Linked DNA regions of Homo sapiens: all the other regions are linked to region 1. The links are chromatin contacts, found by Hi-C in ENCODE. All regions are on one chromosome and are shown on one strand. The core of a region is the stretch at or near the end of the contact, and the rest is flanking DNA. Distances in the headings are between cores, read along the strand shown.

Region 1 (4,896 bases), core at 737-3,236:
TTGAACTCCTGACCTCAAGTGATCCACCCACTTCGGCCTCCCACAGTGCTGGGATTACAGGTGTGAGCCACTGCACACGGCTGATAGTGAGAAATTTCTAAGCTGAGACAGGCATCACAGGGTGACATTGCCAGAGGCTGTCACCTTATTTACATACGTGCAATTGCATATATGTATGTATACAACATAGACATATTATACATGCATAATACAGGTCTATATGTATGTGTACAATATATAAACATATATACTACATACATACACATAGGTAACATGTATGCATTACACATACGTATAAACATATTATCTACTGTGAGTGTGTATATAATATACACATATATTTTGTGGTGGTTGTTTGTTGCTTTTCCCCCCCACTAGAATACAGGAGGGCAGGGGCCTTGCCCGTCTCCCTCACTTCCACATTTCCAGGGCCCGGTGGGTTCGGAACTCCTTTGGGACTGGCTGCAGGGAGTGGAAGAGTGAAGAGATGACCTTGGTTGGAAGGCTGCCTCGGGAGTCCATCGGAGGGGGCCAACTAAAAATATCACGGATTGAAAAAGTTCTTGGGGTGGATGGTGGGGATGTGAAAGTGCTTAATGCCACTGCAGGGAGTGCTTAAAAATGGTTAAGATGGGCCGGGCGCGGCGGCTCACGCCTGTAATCCCAGCACTTTGGGAGGCCGAGGCGGGCGGATCACGAGGTCAGGAGTTCGAGACCATCCTGGCTAACACGGTGAAACCCCGTCTCTACTAAAAATACAAAAAATTAGCCGGGCGTGGTGGCGGGCGCCTGTAAGTCCCAGCTACCCGGGAGGCTGAGGCAGGAGAATGGCGTGAACCCGGGAGGCGGAGCTTGCAGTGAGCCGAGATCGGGCCACTGTATTCCAGCCTGGGCGACAGAGCGAGACTCTGTCTCAACAACAACAACAACGACAACAACAACAACAACAACAACAACAAAGGTTAAGATGGTAAATTTTATGTTCTATATATTTTACCATAATTTAAAAAAAAAATGACTGGGCCTGGCGCGGTGGCTCACGCCTGTAATCCCAGAGCTCTGGGAGGCTGAGGCAGGAGGATTGCTTGAGTCTAGGGGTTCAAGACCACCCTGGGCAACATAGTGAGACCCCCGTTTCTATTAAAAATTAAAAATTAGCCGGGTGTGGTGGCACCTGTCTGTAGTTCCATCTACTTGGGAGGCTGAGGTGGGAGGATGGCTTGAACCCAGGAGGTCGAGGCTGCAGTGAGCTGTGACTGCACCGCTGCACCCCATCCTGGACGACACGGTGAGATCCTGTCTCTAAAAAAATAAACAAACAAACACACAAAACTACATTGATGCCAAGAACAATTACTGCATGCTCACTATGCATTAGGCATCTTGCTAAGCTCTTTACCCGTGTCATCTCGTTTGTCTCACATACTCCCTGAAAGGTAGGGTCACTAACCTATTATATTTTACGGATTGGCGACAACCTCAGAGAGGTTAAGTCACTTGCCCAAGGTCACACAGCGAGTCTCAAGCCCCAGCCGGTGAGCATCACGATCCTTTGCCAATGAGCCGATGCTCGAGAAAGGGTCGGATAGACAACAGGCACTGCATAAAGGTTGGTTAACGGGATCGTGTTTGGCTGCAACGTGGAGCTCCCGGGTCGAACGGCGAGACAGCTGCGCGTCCCCGAGCCGCCGCGCGCCCGGTCCGCCGGGGCGGAGTCAACGCCGCGGATTGGCTGCTGAGAAAGGGGCGTGGCTCGTGGCGGCCGGTGGGCGGAGTCGATCTCTGGCCGTAAATACGGCGCCACATGGCACTGGCTCGCGAGGGCGGGGGCGGGCGGGCTGGCCGGGCGCAGGCGCGCTGAGGGCGGGCGCCCCTCGGCCTCCGTGGCCCCTCCGGCGGCCGCGACGTCTCGCGAGAAGACGACCGGTAGGAGGGGCTCCTGCGCCGGGGGCGGGGCCGGCGAGGGCTGCCTCTGGGGGGTCCGCTAGTCGCGGGGCGGCGGCGGCGGCTGCGGGCGCGAGGTGAGGGGCGCGAGGTGAGGGTCGCGAGGTGAGGGGCGCGGCGGGCGGCGGGCTCGGGGCGCGGTCTCCCTCTCTCTCGGCCAGTGCTGGGCTCCCAGGGCCCGGGCGGGGGTCCCGGGCCGCGCTGAGGGGCGCGGGTCGGCTCTCCTTAACCTGGCCTGGCGGGCGCGGCTTGGGCCTGGGTTCGAGTTCCCGCGCCGGCGCGCAGTGTGACCTTGGCCCTGCGCGCGCCCTCTCTGAGCCCCGCTCGTCGTCCTCGGCCAGGGGGACCCAGCCCTGGGGCCCTGATCAGCGCGTTCTGCGGCTCCTCGGGGTCTGGACGAGAAATCTGTGGTTCTGATTCAGCGACAGCAGAGGCTGCAGCGGCCCCGCCGGCCCCCAGGAGTCCCCCTGCCCGGCATCAGCCTCTGCCGCCCGGCAGGGGTAGGACCAATTCCCGGGCTTGGAGTTCCAGGATCCCCAGCTCCCGAGGGCCCCCGTGTGCCTGCTGTCACCTGAACGGGGCTCCCCGGCCCCGCCGACCGCAGCCCTGGAGCCTGCAGACGCCAGCAGCACCGGCAGGTCGCTCAGGGTATCCCTTAAATGACCTCTCACTCCAGAAGCCGCAGCCCTGCCCCTCTGGGAGAGGAAACCGTGCATTTAGTCCGGGAACAGTGGGACTTAGACCTCCTCTGCGGGCTCCCGGCCACCGAGACACCGCCGGCAAAGCCTTGGCTCGGGCAGAGGCTCCGTCTGGCAGGCAGCACAACAAGCCATAGTGTTTCCAGCATTATTAAATTATTTAGTTCATAAGCGGGGCTGTGGGGACTCGGAAGCCCCGGGGTGAATAGGAATGTGAGTTGCAGGCGCGGTGCTGGACGCAGTACATCTTCCAGGACACCAGGCCCTACGGTGCTGTTCCCGGCTGTGGGTGGTTGGGGACAGCTCAGCGGGTCCCCCACTTACCCCCACGCGGGGACCCGGGTTAGCCCCTCACCGTGAGCATCTGGTGTTGGGAGTCAGGGCTGGTGTCTGAGTGAGGATGGAGAGAAAACAGGGGTAATGAGGAGATTGCTACACGAAGGTGCAACGCTTGAGATCTGAAAGAGCACCTGCCTGGAATGGCATAGATGTTTGATTTCCCTGCAAAGGAGTTTATGGGACTTTGGGCTGACGCTTTGGGGCCAGCAGTAACTGTCTGCTGTCACTCAGCTGACTCCAGCTTTATTATCAAACCTCCAATCGAGTGCAAGATGCTAAGCTGGGGTAGATGCCGGTAATAGCGTGGGCCTTGCCCTGGGAGCTCACGGCCAGCCTGGCTACAACTGTGTGGAGTTGAGACTGTGGTGCAGGCGTTAACAGAATGTGGCGACATTTTCCGACATTTTCCACAGTGGAGAGGACCTATGAATTGGGGCGTTTGGAGGCAAAGGGCATGCAGAGATGTGGAAGTGAAAGTGATGTTTGGGGGAGATGGTGGGTCGCCGTGTTCTTGATGAAGTGGGGTTTGAGGATTGGGTTGGAAGCTAAGACTGGAAGGCCGGGCGAGGTGGCTCGTGACTGTAATCCCAGCACTTTGGGAGGCAGAGGCGGGCGGATCACCTGAGGTCAGGAGTCCGAGACCAGCCTGGCCAACATGGTGAAACCCCATCTCTACTAAAAATACAAAATTTAGCTGGGCGTGGTGGTGCACACCTGAAGTCCCAGCTACTTAGGAGGATGAGTCAAGAGAATAGCTTGAACCTGGAGGCGGAAGTTGCAGTGAGCCGACACTGGGCCTCTGCACTCCAGCCTGGGCAACAGAGTAAAAAAAAGACTGGAAAGATGGGTTTCTGATTGTGCAGGGGCCTGAATGCTGTGTGAGGGAGTTTAAACTTTTATCCCTTTGGTGGTGGTTTGGGTGCGACGCGATTAGATGTGTTTCAGAAAAGTGGTCGTGGTGAGAATATGGGAGGTGGGTTTTGCCTCTGGGCAGTGGAGCTGAGTTGAGTAGCCTTGTGGGGCGTGGGTCTGGGGCAGTGAGAGAGTGGGGGCGGGCATGGAGCTGAAAGATGTTGCCAAATCCACTGGGCGGTGGCGCTTTGTGAGATGTGGCGACCTGTAACAGCGAGGGCAGCCGGGACTTCTCACCTGCGATGAGGAGCGCTGCGGCCAGGTGGGAGAGGAAGGGCCACACAAACACACGTGGGTTTTAGACCTGCAGAGTTGGCGGTATTGGTGGCCATCCTGGAGGAGATGTGACCTGGTGGAGAAGAGACAGCCTGTACAAGGAGGGAATCCCCAGGAACCCCAGTGGGAAGGGATCCAGAGCTGAAGAGAGGCCCGTTGGTTGGCTGACCTTGGGCGTGCAGTTCCTTGACTACGCACAGTCATTGAGGCTGGCAGGTGATTCTCTTCTAGTGTGGGTCAGGGGCTGAAGGAGCCATCAGTGGGAAAAGACGGGTTATTGATGATACTGAAACACATGCGGCTTGTTTGTCATTTAAAAAAACCGTACATCTTGAGTTTCGATTCTTAAGTTGTCTTTCTTTTCGGAGAGTAGCTGTTAGTTTCACACTTGCTTAGTGGGTCTGTGGCTGCAGGCGGGACTGTGGTTCTCCAGCCCTGGCCCACAGATGTGCCTGGAGATAATTGACTCTCCAACTTATTACTTCCTGCTGTTAAGGTGGTGGTTTCTGTAACTGTTTAGAAACTTTAAAGATATTTCAGAGAAGAATGGGAGACAGGTACAGTTGAGTACGGGGTGGGGGCACAGTTGAGTATGGGGTGGGGGCACAGTTGAGTACGGGGTGGGGGAACAGTTGAGTATGGGGTGGGGGCACAGTTGAGTACGGGGTGGGGGCACAGTTGAGTACGGGGTGGGGGCACAGTTGAGTACGGGGTGGGGGCGCGGTTG
Region 2 (4,896 bases), core at 751-3,250, 640 kb after region 1:
GCGCCCGTCCAGAAGTCATTTTTTAAAATCACATAAAGGATGAGCGGATACACAAAATATGGTCTATCTGCACAATAGAATATTATTCATCCTGAAAAGGGAAGGAGATTCAGTCACAGACTACAACACAGATGAACCGTGAGGACGTGAGGCTCAGAGAAATAAGCCAGGCACAGGAAGGACATAGGTTGTATGAGCCCCCTTATATGGGGTCCCGAAAGTCATCAGATTCCTAGAGACAGAACGGGGAAGGGTGGCTGCCAGGGGCTACGGAGGGGGCCAGGAAGCTGCTGTTTAACGGGGGACACAGTTTCAGTTTGGGAAGAGCTGGATGGTGGTGATGGCCGCAAGATAACATGGACGGGCTTAACAGCACTCAACTCTGCGCTTCAAAGTGGTTCAGCGAGCTCATTTTATGTCACATGTATTTCACCACGATTTTTAAAAAAATCACATCAAGGACCATTCATGCATTAACAGAAGACTGCTGGGGCCAGTGGAGCCACGGCCTGCCTATCTGATACCCAGGCAAGTAACATCCACACGGGTCCAAGCATTCCCTGGCCTTGAATTACGCTGAGTCCTGGTCACTGTTGCGCTCCTCAGGGCAGCCCTGGCCTGAGGCAGGGGTGTCATCTCTTTACAGATGCCTTGCTGGGGAGAGAACCGGAGTTTCCGCGAAAGCGCAGAAGTGGACACTTACGGAGAAATTCCTGTCCTCATATCAATTCCCGGCTCCCGGGATTTCCGGCACGCATTATGCACAGGCTGAGCGCTCAATAAATGTGGAATGAACGATCGACTATTTTTCTCCCCTTTCTGGTAGGTTGGTAACCTTATACCTTCAAGACGAGTCATAAATATTAGGAGAAAATGTTTTGAACTACAAATCAAAGGCTTTGAGAGCAGGCCAGGCAGAGAGAGGTCAGTTTGGTCCAAGACCAAGTTTGTGTGGGCAGCCCCGAAGCTCACAGCTGAGACCACTGTCCATGAACCTGGGTCCCCGTGACAGCCTCCAGCGGTGCTCAGAGCCCCCGAGGGACAGAAACACCCTCTCTGCCCCTATCTGCAGAGGGGGCTCAGCAGAAGGCCTGGTGGCCCCATCGGGCCTGGAGGGGCCTCCTGGGGGAGGTGGCTTTCAGGCCTGAGGCCGCTAGGACCTGCTCCGGGTTTCAGTCGGGAACCTGGGCCCTCTCCTGTGCCCCCGCCACCCCCTTTCTAGTACAGTCCCCGCGGGGGGCTGTCCTCTCCCATCTCCCAGCTCCACACCCACTTTTGGTGCGGCTGCCCTTCCTCCCTGAGCCAGGCCCCACCTTCCCAGGAGCCTCTGAGTCAGGCTGGGCTGTGGTCTGCAAACTTCCGGGCCTTTCAGGTGTCAGAAAAGTTTCTCTTCCTCCCTCTGGGGCAGGTGCACCAAGGGGCTGCAGCCTCCTGACCCCCGATTTTTTCCTGTCCAGTAGGAGGAGGTGGGGGCTTTGCTGGGCGGTGATACTCAGAGACGCTCAAAGAGACACGGAGGAGAGGCACACGAGGTGGAAAGTGAGGGAGAAAAAGGGTTGGAAGGGAAAAAGGGGAGAGGAGAGTGAGAGAGAGAAGGGGGGCAGGGGGACAGAGATGGAGAGGGAAGGATACCCCCAGCATCGCGGGACCAGCGGGAGCCACTCCCATCCCCCGACGCCCCCCCCGCCACCGTGTCATCTCACTGATGCCCCCCATCTCCTCCCCGTGCCCTCTTCTCTTCCCCCAACTCCCCGCCTCGTGCTCCCCCTCCGCCAGCTCCCCCATCCCCGCTGCGCCTACCTGGGGCGCTCATGCTCCGCCAGCCAGCTGCGCGGGGCGCCTCCTCCACGCAGGCCTCCGGCTTCCTCCAGGCGACCAGGCCCTCCGTCCCCCCGGGCCCGGAGCCGTCCTCCGAGGGGCGCCGCCCGCCCAGGGGCTGCAGGGCCGGGAGGGGGCTGCGGGCGGCGCGGGCAGGAGTCCGAAGGCCAGAGGAGGCAGGAGAGAAAAAAGGAGAGAAAGTATGTCATAGGCTGGGAGGGGCGGGGGAGGGAAATGCAAAACCCGACAGGAAATGAGACTAAAAAATGCGAAAGGTTAGAAAAAGATAAGGAAGAGAGGGAGGGGGCGGAGTCGGTGCTTCGGGAGGAGGGCGGCAAGGAGGTGGGGGTGGGAGTGGGGACAGGGCCGGGGGTGGGGGTGCTTGGGGACAGATCAGGGAGCCGGAGATGGGGAGACCAAGGCGAGTCTCAGGGCCCAGCCCACCTGCATCAGTCGGGGTGAGGCTGGACCAGTCTGGGCATCAGTCCCCACCCAGCCGTGACCCCCGGCAGAGTCCAGGTGGGGCCTTGGGAGGGGCTCTCTCCCTTCTAGGTTCTCCAGGGCACTGGCTCCCGAGATCTAGCTGAATTTCTGAAGAAATTCCAGAGCCTGTCACTGCAATGGGAGGGGAACGGGGTGCCCCACATCAAATCCTGCAGCCTCCTACACCCCAAGCCTCTTTCCTCCCTCAGCCCCTGTTCTGGAAGCTTCCTGGGCATGCCGGGTGGTCAGCACCCCTTCAAAGGCCTTCCTCACCCCGACAGCTTTGGGGTCCAAGACACCCACCATCAGCTTGTGCCCTCGATGTTCCGGTGAAGTATACTTGTAAGAGAAACTGTGATTTGGATGTCATCATTTTACTTTATTTTTATTTTTTGAGATGGAGTCTCGCTCTGTCACCCAGGCTGGAGTGCAGTGGCACAATCTCAGCTCACTGCAAGCTCCACCTCCTGGGTTCAAGCGATTCTCCCACCTCAGCCTCCCGAGTAGCTGGGACCACAGGCGTGCACCACCAAACTTGGCTAATTTTTGTATTTTTAGTAGAAATGGGGTTTCAACATGATGGCCAGGCTGGCCTCGAACTCCTGACCTCAAGTGATATGCCCACCTCAGCCTCCCAAAGTGCTGGGATTACAGGCATGAGCCTCTGCGCCCAGCTGGATGTCATCATTTTAATAATTTACCCCAAATGGCCATCGTCATGGGTGGGATGGTCCCAAGGGTTTACATGGATTGCAGACTCAAAAATCTGGATGAAAGAAAATGTGATACACACACACACGCCATGCAATACTACTCAGCCATAAAAAAGAACGAAATAAAGTATTTTGCAGCAACTTGGATGGAACTGGAGGCCATTATCCTAAGTGAAGTAACTCAGGAGTGGAAAACCAAATACTACATGTTCTTATTTAAAAGCGAGAGCTAAGCTATGGGTAGGCAAAGGCAGGCAGAGTGGGATCATGGACGTTGGAGACTCAGAAGGGGGAAGAATGGGAGGGGGTAGGGGATGAAAAATCACCTATTGGGTACAATGTATACTGTACAATGTGCACTATTCCAGTGACTGATGCACTAAAAGCCCAGACTTCACCACTATACGCTTCATCCACGTAACCCAAAACCGCAAGTACCCCTAAAGCTATTGAAATAAAAATCTGGATGAGCCATGCCTACCCAGAAAACCTTAGTTTCTATTCTCTTGCTGCAATTGCACTGCCTCCTGCACCGCCCGCCCCCCCGTTGCCCCAGCCTCTGCACCTCTCATTCTACTCTGCCTCAGTTTACCATTCTCCTCTCATCTATCTCCCTCTCTTTTGATCCCCTCATTATGGCTAGAGAATGTAGGCTTCTGTTTCATGTTTTAAGTGTTCTGAGAAAAGTTCCTCGAGCTGCTAGAAGGAAAGGCCTTCAATAAATTAAATTTTCAGCAAGACAATAAATAAAAAATGGGACATTGGTCCAAGCACGGAAGAATCTGAAATACCAGTGAGGAGTCTGTTTGCACTGATGCACATGTGCTAGGGATGAAGGAAGACACGAGTTTGCTTCCTGTAAAGCGTGTTCAGAAATGCAAGCAAGGGCCGTAAAGAAAGTTTCTAAAATGAACACCAAGACCCACAGCCTTCTAACACCAAGACCCACAGCCTTCTAGGCCTTGGTCCCTAAGGATACATCTCACTGCCTACCTGGGACTGGGGAAGCTGCTTGTACTCCATGAAACCTCTAAATCAGGCAGTGGCATTTTATTTATTTATTTATTTATTTGGGATGGAGTCTCACTCTGTTGCCCAGGCTGGAGTGCAGTGGCACGATCTCGGCTCACTGCAACCTCCACCTCCCGGGTTCAAGTGATCGTCCTGCCTCAGCCTCCTGAGTAGCTGGGATTACAGGCACGCACCACCACACCTGGTTAATTTTTGTATTTTTAGTAGAGATGGGGTTTTACCATGTTGGTCAGGCTGGTCTCTAACTCCTGACCTCATGATCCGCCCACCTCGGCCTCCCAAAGTGCTGGGATTACAAGTGTGAGCCCATGCGCCCGGCAAGCATTTTATTTTATTTCATTTTATTATTTTTGAAACAGGGTCTCGCTCTGCTGCCCAGGTTGGAGTACAGTGGCTTGATCAAGGCTCACTGCGGCTTTGACCTCCTTGGCTCAAGCCATCCTCCCGCCTTGGCCTCTCGAGAAGCTGGGACTACAAGTGCACGCCACCACGCCTGGCTAATTTTTTAATTTTCTGTAGAGATGAAGTCTCACTATGTTGCCCAGGCTGGTCTTGAACTCCTGACCTCAAGTGATCCTCTCGCTCAGGCCTCCCAAAGTGTCAGGATTACAGACATGAGCCACGGCATCTGGCCTGTCATTTTAAAGAAGAGCTCAGATTTCCCTCCTGCAAGATACGAAATGAGGGCAGTGCCTTAAAACAATGAAACATGTCTGTAGAGATATGTATGCAGTAAAGTACACAAATGCTGCAAAGTCCCATGAATTTTTGCAGCAACTTGGATGGAACTGGAGGCCATTATCCCAAGTGCGAGTGTAACCCACACCCGCACTTCATTCTATCAAAACAT
Region 3 (4,896 bases), core at 1,416-3,915, 570 kb after region 1:
AATTGAGTACCACTATTTTGGGAGCAAAATAGGTTTGTGCATCCAATTAAATGTGGGGCATCTGAGAGGGAGAAAGACGGAGAGAGAGCGGGGATTCAGAAAGGGTCTCTTTACTTATAATTAACTACAAAATAAACAGCTCTTTCATGGAATGGGGCCCTCTCTGTTCCCGCCACCCCTGCAGCCCACGTTTCAATTAGCTCTGTGTTATTCGGGTCCCCTATTACTCCAGATAACCCAGGACTGGCTGTAATTAATTGTTATAATACACTCAGGAGCAGAGCCAAGCTGCAGCTCGGGAAGGCTGGTTGAAACTGCTCTGTTCCTCTAACCGGCCTCCTGGAAGGGCTGGCTTGGAGCTCCACCTTCACCAATAAGTCAGAGCTCCTCCATGGGATGACGAGGGAGAGGGGCTGAGATACTTGGAGTCTGCTTTGTTTGCTGCATTTGGTGCTGAGCAAGGTGCTGGCCCTTTTCTCTCTGCCCCGCTCCCTTCACAGTCCCTGAAGCCCTGAACCCTTCACTCCAGCGACATTTAAAATAAAGACATCAGGCCAGGCACGGTGGCTCACGCCTGTAATCCCAGAACTTTGGGAGGTGGAGGTGGGCCTATCACTTAAGGTCAGGAGTTTGAGACCAGCCTGGCCAACACGGTGAAACCCCGTCTCTATTAAAAATACAAAAATTAGCCGGTCGTGGTGGCATGTGTCTGTAATCCCAGTTACTCTGGAGGCCGAGGCAGGAGAATTGCTTGAACCCGGGAGGCAGAGGTTGCAGTGAGCCGAGATGGCGCCACTGCACTCCAGCCTGGGCGACAAGAGCAAAGCTCCGTCTCAAACAAACAAACAAACAAACAATCACAAAAATCAGCCGGGCGTGGTGGCAGGCCCCTGTAATCCCAGTTACTTGGGAGGCTGAGGCAGGAAAATCACTTGAATCCGGGAGGCGGAGGTTGTAGTGAGCTGAGATTGCACTACTGCACTCCAGTCTGGGCGACAGAGTAAAACTGTCAAAAAAAAAAAAAAAAAAAAAAAGACATCTTATCCATAGAATGGAATATTATTCATCCATACAAAGGCACGAAGAAGCATTGCTGCTTGCTGTGGCACAGATGAGCCTTGCAGACACTAAGCTCAGTGAAAGAAGCCAGACACAAAAGGCCACACATCATAAGATGCCATTTAGATGAAACGCCCAGAATAGGCAAATCCATAGATTCAGAAGGCAGGTTCGTGGGTACCAGGGACTGGGGGGAGGCAGGGATGGAGGAGGGGGTGGGTATTAATGGGGATGAGGTTTCCTTTTGGGGTGATGAAACTGTCCTGGGGCTGGATAGAGGTGGTTGTTACATAGCACTATGAATGTACTAGACGCCACCAGGTTATTGATTTTAAAATGGTGACTTTTATGTTATATGAATCTTACCTCAATAAATAAATAGCAACAGGCTGGGTGCAGTGGCTCACACCTGTAGTCCCAGCACTTTGGGAGGCTGAGGCAGGAGGATTACTTGAGCCCAGGAGTCTGAGACCAGTCTGGGCAACATAGCAAGACCCCATCTGGGCAAAAAAATAAAAAGATTAGGCAGGCGTGGTGGGGTATGTCTGTAGTCTCAGCTACTCAGGAGACTGAGGCAGGAGGATTGCTTGACCCAGGAGTTTGAGGCTGCAGTGAGCTATGATCACACCATTGCACTCTAGCCTGGGTGACAGAGGAAGACCCTGTCTCAAAAATAAACTAAACTAAAATAAAAACAGCTACAATTTTTTGAGCCGAGGTGAGCAGGGGCTAGGCCCCAAACCCTCAGTGACTCCAAGCCCCAGACAGCCTGGGCAGGAAGCTCTGATCATCTCTGGTGAAGACCTGAGACTTCCCAGTCTTGGGGAGGGGACACCAAGGGATGAGACAGGTTGTGGGGAAGCTGGGACTTGAGCGCTGTAGGGAGGCCGTGTGCTTGTCATGGGAGGCAACAGTCCACGTGGGAATTGCAGGAATGCCTTTTTTTTTTTTGAGATGGATCTCACTCTGTTGCCAGGCTGGAGTGCAATGGCGTGATCTTGGCTCACTGCAACCTCTGCCTCCCGGGTTCAAGCGATTCTCTCGCCTCAGCCTCCCAAGTAGCTGGGATTACAGGCGTGCACCACCATGCCTGGCTAATTTTTTTGTATTTTTAGTAGAGACGGAGTTTCACCGTGTTAGCCAGGATGGTCTCAATCTCCTGATCTCGCGATCCACCTGCCTCGGCCTCCCAAAGTGGTGGGATTACAGGCGTAAGCCACCGTGCCTGGCCTTTTTTTTTTTTTTCTGAGACAGAGTCTCACTCTGTCGCCAGGCTGGAGTGCAGTGGCGCGATCTTGGCTCACTAAAACCTCTGCCTCCTGGGCTCAAGCGATTCTGCTGCCTCAGCCTCCTGAGTAGCTGAGATTACAGGCACCCGCCACCGTGCCCTAATTTTTGTATTTTTAGTAGAGACGGGGTTTCACCGTGTTGGCCAGGATGGTCTCCATCTCCTGACATTGTGATCTGCACTTACAGGAGGCAGGGTCAAGGAAAGGACAAGATAGAAGCAGAGGTGGAGAAAGAGGGTGAGGTGAGTGGGAGAAGAGGGGACGGCGGGACAGAGGCCTTGTGACAGAAAAGGGAACAAGAACTCAGGGTTTTACGTTGTACCCACAGGTGCAGAGCTGAGAAAAGGAAAGAGAAATGAAGAACGGCAACTCGGAGGGAGGAGACGGTGGGGGTGGCGCGGGCACCGGGTGCAGGCTGAGAAAGCGAGAGGGCGGTCCGGCCAGGGGGTGGGGGTGCTGCAACCAGCTCTGGTCACGCCCCTTCTCCTGAGAGCTCCCAGGACTGCAGGCAACTTGCTGAAGAACTTGGGTAATTTCCCGGAGGCCGGCTCACCTGTTTCCAGCCCATCAGTGATCTTGAAACTTACAAATACTCAGACTCACACTTTCCGCCTATCCGTGCAAGGTAAGAGGAGCCAAACACATCTCGAAATGCACCGATTTTTCTTCTTCTAAGGGGGCAGACTCTCGTGGTGTGCCCCCACCCTCTCTGTTAATGCCTCTATTGTGTAAAAACGTCTTTAGATAAATTTGTCGGGCTTGGAGCCTGGGGTGGCCATTTCTTTGCACTTTATCTACTACAATCCAAGACCAGCAAACATGAGGCCACGTTTTTCCAGTGGTTTCTGCCTCCCCCACCACAGTGGTGACGGAAATACGCTCCCCAGCAACAGTGAGAAGACCCTGGGATTCTGCAGGCTCAGAGATCATCTGTACCCTCCCGCCGTGTAACTGCAAGACGACAAATGAGATGCAAACAGGGAAGTCTTTCTTACGTTTGTGCCAAATGATACAATCACCAATAATGAAATAAGGCACCTGTGAAAACTGCACCCAGAAACGGTCGATCAGTATGGACATGAGGTTGTTAAGAATGCGTTTCCTTAGCATCGAAGAGGGGGTAACTGGCTGCTCTCTGATCATCTGTCTCTTCTTCCCTGTGTGCAGGGAGCTATGAAGGAGCCCACTTAGGAAGCCAGGATTTAAGGTGACAGGAGCATATTGCAGGTGGGGCTCCACCTGCCGGGCAGTGACGGCTGGGGGTCACCCCGAAATCTCTGCACTCAGGGCTGTCAGACGGACGTTACGCGGTATGTGAACTAGAGACACTAAGAGCCTATTATTCTGTTTTGCATTTTAAAGGAGGTCTCTGAGGACCAGCTGATGCTTTCAAACCACTTAAGTCAGCGAAGCCCCAAAAAGGCTGTAGTCTCTTGCAAGCAAAAGTTACCAAGGGGCTGCCGAGGGTCTTCAAGCCCGCAGGACTTAAGAAATTCCCGAGTGTTTCACCAGGAATTGAGGAATCTACTCGGATCCCTTTCAGGGATCCCGGGGGGAGGGGAACTTCCCCTTTGGGGTCCCCAGTCCTACTGTCTCTTTGGGAAGCTCCTTGTCCCACAGTCGCCTGGTTTGTCCTCCGGTGTTTGTGGGCAGGGGCTGGGCCTTTGGTGCCCCGGTGGACACCAGCGAGCCACAGCCTCATTTCTTAGCATTTGCAATCTCAAGAGATCCCAGAGGAACCGTCTGGAAGGTGCTTGCGGGGTTGAGGGGTGGGGAACACGAACCCTTCCCAGACCTGGGGAGGGCCAGGCTGCAAGGCCCCACGTTTTGGAAACAGACCCTGTACACACTTCCTCTCCACCCAGCTGGGGGCCACGGGCAACTCAGGCCTTGAGACACACTCTGCGCACTGAGCCCCACTCCCCGGCCCCTGGCACTGTCCCAGTCAGAAGAAAATAAGACCCAGTGCCACATGACAACGGGAGCATCCTGGCCTGTGTGGGTCACCGGGCATGTATGGAGAGCGTCTACGGGCTGGATCCATGGAGCTCTGTGCAATCCAAGCCACGGCATGAGACAGTCGCCCCAGCACCTGCTGCTGAGACTCCACATCTGGTTTAGGAAATTAGGAGATGCAAAGAGGTGTGCATGAAGCCATGAAAACACATGGGCACGGACAGGACAAGGGGGCCAGGTGCTGGGGAGAGGGGGTCCCATGGCAGCCCCCCAGGGACAGGGCTTCACCAGCGCTGCACCCGCGGGCCTCAGTCACGGGACCGGCCAGTTGGGAAACGTACTCACGCGGTTGTGAGCCAGCTGGGTCCTGGGGGTTCCTCGTGTTCCTCTCAAATTCTCTCTCCTCCTGTTGATTCCCCAGAAAACACCAAGGCTGTGGGAGAGCAGCCACCTCCCCCGGAAGCCTACACCGACGCCCCACTCAGATGCTGCCTCTATTTTTAGCGGGGGCAGAAGTGGGGACTGGGGGTGGGCTGCCTTACTTCCCTCTTTTTTTTTTTTTGTTCCGAGCAGAATCTGTGGGTGACTTTCC

Evidence for each region. A loop is a pair of places that touch in the nucleus more often than their neighbours do. Pooled maps may share reads with other maps.
Region 2: a map of naive thymus-derived CD4-positive, alpha-beta T cell shows a loop between it and region 1 (10-fold over the local background). The contact joins the promoter of CARD11 here to the promoter of CHST12 in region 1. A Hi-C loop is called at or near these places in 1 of 168 maps with a recorded cell type or tissue (naive thymus-derived CD4-positive, alpha-beta T cell), 2 of 37 single-sample maps with no recorded cell type and 5 of 50 pooled maps.
Region 3: a loop to region 1 is called in a pooled map, with 8 times the contacts of the local background. The contact joins the enhancer-like site here to the promoter of CHST12 in region 1. A Hi-C loop is called at or near these places in 6 of 37 single-sample maps with no recorded cell type and 8 of 50 pooled maps.

Annotation. Positions count from the first base shown.
Region 1 is chr7:2,401,625-2,406,520 of GRCh38, forward strand. CHST12 (carbohydrate sulfotransferase 12) reads left to right here and starts at 1,987. Exons shown (of 2, transcript NM_018641.5): 1 at 1,987-2,049. RefSeq lists enhancers at 1,464-1,563, 4,384-4,503 and silencers at 1,654-2,023, 2,114-2,283.
Region 2 is chr7:3,041,867-3,046,762 of GRCh38, forward strand. It overlaps CARD11 (caspase recruitment domain family member 11), which reads right to left and starts at 2,001. Exons shown (of 25, transcript NM_032415.7): 1 at 1,801-2,001. RefSeq lists a silencer at 1,714-2,063 and an enhancer at 1,929-2,223.
Region 3 is chr7:2,975,871-2,980,766 of GRCh38, forward strand. All of the region lies in intron 1 of CARD11 (caspase recruitment domain family member 11), which reads right to left. Among named protein-coding and RNA genes, the nearest start is that of CARD11-AS1, 34 kb to the left of the region's middle. RefSeq lists a silencer at 2,774-2,863 and enhancers at 3,597-4,328, 4,324-4,413, 4,329-4,896. Within about 2 kb of position 2,666, at least 6 of the 41 ENCODE cell types and tissues checked have a DNase peak (open chromatin) inside an H3K27ac peak, as active enhancers do.